2 separate regions of the Homo sapiens genome follow, and region 2 is linked to region 1. Evidence: chromatin loops called from intact Hi-C (ENCODE). Cell type or tissue: GM12878. All regions are shown on one strand.

Evidence for each region. Hi-C counts contacts between places; a loop is a spot of excess contacts. Peaks named below come from ENCODE experiments on the same cell type or tissue, not always from the same donor. Only the 100,000 strongest peaks of a DNase experiment are listed, where the experiment ranks them.
Region 2: a loop joins it to region 1, with 8 times the contacts of the local background. A loop is called at or near these places in 39 of 110 quality-filtered maps.

Annotation. Positions count from the first base shown.
Region 1 is chr14:22,313,379-22,315,878 of GRCh38, forward strand. It overlaps TRA and TRAV40. Among named protein-coding and RNA genes, the nearest start is that of TRD-AS1, 170 kb to the right of the region's middle. In GM12878, a CTCF peak has its summit at 1,001 (motif pointing right); a DNase peak (open chromatin) is centred at 1,023.
Region 2 is chr14:22,470,400-22,472,899 of GRCh38, forward strand. The region is part of intron 2 of TRD-AS1 (TRD antisense RNA 1); the gene reads right to left. It also overlaps TRA. Among named protein-coding and RNA genes, the nearest start is that of TRD-AS1, 11 kb to the right of the region's middle. RefSeq lists enhancers at 794-1,295, 1,180-1,474, 1,296-1,795. In GM12878, a CTCF peak has its summit at 1,310 (motif pointing left); no DNase peak of the experiment used is centred here; H3K27ac peaks cover 289 bases.

The sequences.
Region 1 (2,500 bases):
TATGGCACCATGAGTCTTGAGCCATTTACTATGTAACCAGAAATAAAGACTGCAAATACTCAACTGTAAGCCAAGCCACTTCTAGTCTAAGTGCAAGATTGCATATTTGAAGAGAAATATTTCCATTTCTGAGAAACCAGATAAAATTATGCCAGGACTGAGGAAGAAAAAAAGAGAAAAAAAAAAAGAGCAGTCAGGAAAAAAAAAGCAGTCAAAAAAAAAAAAAAAGAACAAAGTTAAGTAGACTTTGCAAAATGACTTCAATTGAATTACACCATCATTATCAAATAAATCTTCAAGTCCAGATAAAAAAGGAATAAGTGTACCCTCAGCACTACCCTTTTCTAGAAGAGAGAACCAAAAATATCTTGATTCACTACCGTTTTCAGTGAAGAATATTGCAAATGTGAAAGATGGTAATAACAGGAGCAATCAAACAATAGACAGTCCTGAGAGGTTACTGCTCTTTTACTGTAAAGCTAAACTTTGAAATGTGAATGCTAAGTCTTTGTTAACACAATTATAATAATAATTACATTTTAGATAGAATTTCATATTTATTCTTGCATTGTTGAAGTTAATTCTATTTTTTGATATTCAGATTCAGCTTTAGCTTCCCCCAGATATTGACTTTAACATCTCACCATTCGGCATTTGGTCACAATGTGTGTTCAGTGGACCATGTTTTAAGGAAATAATTAGACGTATGAAGAGGGTTTATGTAAGCATAGATTTATCACAATGTTGTTTGTAAAAACTGAAAATATTGAAACAACTGTCTAAAATACTGACATGTTGTGATGTCTAAGTTCTAGTGGAAATTATTCTCCCTTAGAATAAGTGTTGTAGCGATAACAGACTTAGGAGTGTGGTGAGTCCCCTTTGCACAAAAAGACCACCTCACACCCAACATGACTCTTAAGAATGAGGACAGTAGTGAGGACACACTGCAGAACACTGAGAGGCAGATGACGTCTTATAACCTGTTCATTAACTTGCCACTTGGGGGTGCTATTCACCAGTGAAATCATAATTTATGCATGAATTCTGAGTACAACTGTGAATCCTCACTTCAACAGTGATGCCCTCTGCTAGGCCAGAGACACTAACAATGAACTCCTCTCTGGACTTTCTAATTCTGATCTTAATGTTTGGTAAGTACATTTTATTAAAATTTTTTGTATTATTTCAAAATAATAAATACTTCTCCAAAAGATACAACAACTCTGGCCAAACCCATAAAATCAGTACTTTTTTCCCCCTACAGGAGGAACCAGCAGCAATTCAGTCAAGCAGACGGGCCAAATAACCGTCTCGGAGGGAGCATCTGTGACTATGAACTGCACATACACATCCACGGGGTACCCTACCCTTTTCTGGTATGTGGAATACCCCAGCAAACCTCTGCAGCTTCTTCAGAGAGAGACAATGGAAAACAGCAAAAACTTCGGAGGCGGAAATATTAAAGACAAAAACTCCCCCATTGTGAAATATTCAGTCCAGGTATCAGACTCAGCCGTGTACTACTGTCTTCTGGGAGACACTGTGTTAAAAGCACAGTGGGAGCTATACAAAAACCTCAAAGGCTCAGAGGAAGTATGTAGTGAGGCTGGAAAACCCAGGTTGTAGAGCCCTGTTCTCTCTTTCACAGACAGTCCTGTTAAGACATTATTAGAAGATAAGGAAAATCAAAATCAGATATAACTGCCTCTAATTCCAGGGGGCACAGGGGTTTCTTTGACAGAAAATGGGGTCAGGGAAGAGGGTCTCAGATGATATCCCTGCTCTCAATTAGGTCAGTTCTCTCTTGTCCTTCAGGCTTTCTTGCATGATGTGTAGGAATTAGAATATGATGACTTGGATGTCAGTCCTGGCTCTACTACTTATTAGCTATGCAAATTTGGCCAAGTTAATTGATGTCTCAGAGCTTTAGTTTTTTTCACTTGTGAAGTAGAAATAAAAATAATCACACAAATTTAGCATGGAGATAAAGTGGAAAAAAGGTAGGTTAGGAAGGGGCAGATTAGTACTCAAAGCATTTCTGGAACTTGCAAGTCCCACCGTAGCAGTTCTGCTCTCTCACAGCAATCTCTCTGCCTAGTGCTGACCATCCTAACAGGGCTTGGCATGCCCACTGCTTTGTCACACCACACCACACCCCACGCCACGCCCAGCCCCAGGCCATTATGATCAACATATCATCTTTTCTCTCACAGGCTCCTACTGACACTACACACAAAAATTAACTCAAAGTGGATCATAGACCTAAATGTAAAAACTAAAATTGTAAAACCCTTAGAAGAAAACATAGCAGTAAATTTTCATGATCTTGGGTTAAGCACTGATTTCTTAGATGTGACACCAAAAGCACAAGCAATAAAATAGAACATTGATAAGTTGGACTTCAACAAAATTAAACTTGTTTATGCTTCAAAGGACACCATCAAGAAAATGAAATGATAACCCACAGAATGGGAGAAAACATTTGCAAATCATATGT
Region 2 (2,500 bases), 160 kb after region 1:
GCTGAGATAGTGTTCAGAGTGCCCATGTACCTGGGGTGGCTGGAGCCCCTGAGCCAGCCCCTCCCAGTCAGGAGCACTACAAATACAGTTTTCCATGTAAGCCATCAATATGACAACAGTTGGGAGGCACTGCTGTGAAAAACAGAACACTGACTAACTCACTCCCCAAAATGCAGGAGTGTTCCTAGGAGTATTTCTAGAAGGTCCTTCATTTCCCTTTTTCCCTACATCCACTTCATCAGTAAGACCTGTCAGTTCTACCATGAAAATATATCTCCAATCCATCTACTTCTTCCATCTCCACTGCAACCACCTTCTATAAACACCATCATCTCTTACAGGGACTGCTTCAATAACCCACTAACTGGCCCCCTTGCTTCTGCTCTTGTCCCTGGACAATCCATTCTCCAGTTCTTCATAAAATGTACATCAGATGATGACAGCTGGACCTCCTTCCCAGGCCTGTAACATCTGCAAACGATCTGGCCCTTGCTTCCTCCCCAGCCTCACCTCACATCTGCTCCTTCTCTTTCTTCCCTTCAGCTGCAGTGGCCTTCCTTCTCGTCCTTTCTATGTCTCTCTTTTCTAGCTACCTGAAACTCTGTCTCCAATTTTTCACAGTTCTCAGCTCCAACTAAATTAGTCACCCATGCCACCCATAACCAACCTCAATTACATCTCTGTTCTTATTTTCCCTCACATCACTATCTGAAATCATCAGATTCATACATGTTTATTTTATGTCTCTCCCATCTCACCTCTCCCCTACACACACACACACACACACACACACACACACACACACACACACACACACACACGATAATATAAACTATATGAGGGCAGGGAGCTTATCTTTTCACTGATATGTCTCCAGCCCCTGGGCTTGTGTTGACCGCATCACAGACAATCAGTAAATATCTGTGTAAAAAAAAGGAATGCAATTTCTTCACTTAAAAACTCACCATTCACCTAGATTTAGGAAATAAAAATACAAGACACCCAGTTAAATGTGCATTTCAAATAAACAACAAAAATTTCAGTAATACGGGTAGCTGGGACATGCCATATTTGGAACACATTTATACTAAAAAAGTATTCATTGTTTATCTGAAATTCAAATTCCACTGGGCATCCTGTGTTTTATCTGGCAATGCTAGGCATGCAGAATACCAAAAGTAAGCACCAGGCAGGCCAGAGTCCCACCATGAGCATCTTCAGGGCCCCTGGATGTGGAAGAGGGATGTTGAGGGCCCAGGGGCTGCCTTGCCGGTGCATTGGCTGCCCAGGCCTGCACTGCCGCCTGCCGGCAGGGGTCCAGTCCACGAGACCCAGCTCCCTGCTGGCGGAAGTCCATTTCAGAGCTTCCGGTTCTCCCAAGTCCAAGGATTATGCTCACTCCCCACCCACAGTCTCTTAGTGTCTGTCCCTGCTCTAAAGATGTTGTCTGGGCTTGATATTAATATGAGAGCTGACTGTTCCCTTCCTGATCTAGACCATAACCATCTTCAAGTTAAATTGCTCCTCCTCTTCTAACTGCCCAACCTCACCCACGTCTGACCATACCCAAGCACAGAGAAGTGGGTTTAATGGACCTTCACACAGAAGGACACATCCTCTCCTATAATGCTTTACATGGAAGGTTCAGACATAACCTGAGTCCTGCTTGGGGTAGCATCATCATGACTCTCTTGCCCTGGTGTCCTTGCAATATTCCTTGAAAGGCATCCCTCCCCCAAGGAAGGGCAGGCACTGAGCACAGCAATGCAGTATAATGGCTAAGAGTGGGATCCCGGAGCCAGCCTGCTTGGGTTCACATCAGCTCCGGCTTTTACCAGTTGTGTGACCTTAAGCATGCCCTAACTCTCCAAGTCTCAATTGCTCCATCTGCAAAATGGAGATAGTAATAGCTTTTCTCACAGGACTATTGGAAAATTTAGTGAGGTCACACATGCAATACACCCAGCAGATAAATGATCTATGAATGTCAGGTATTGCTGTTGCATATTTAATTTAAATGTTGCCATTTTTATTAAATAGACATATGAATAGAGTTCCTAAGAGTGTTACTCTCATCAATGCTGCTCAGGGAAAAGATGCTGAGTAAATCTAAATTTTAAAGTTGCAAAATCTAGCAAAAGATTGTTGATATGTTGTATCAATCAATGGTTAAAAAAAAAAGACTGACATCTTTAATTTGCTTTCAGTGCTGCAAGCATGTCCTAGAGCTCCGTGATCCCCTGAGACCTGTGATCCTCTGAGACATGAGCCAGCTGTGCTCTCCCCAAGTCCCTAAGAGCATTAGGAGCATGAGAAGTGAGCATTCCAGCCCCTTGTTCTTATGTCTTCCAAACATTGTAACAGGCTTGTTCATGAGAGGCCACAATGCATGATCAAGTGACCCCACCACTGAGGAATAGGAGAAAGCCTCAAGATTCAGTGGCCCACTAAGGACGTATTGCCCTAAGTTTCTCCAACCCATCTTCCTATTGGCATCTGG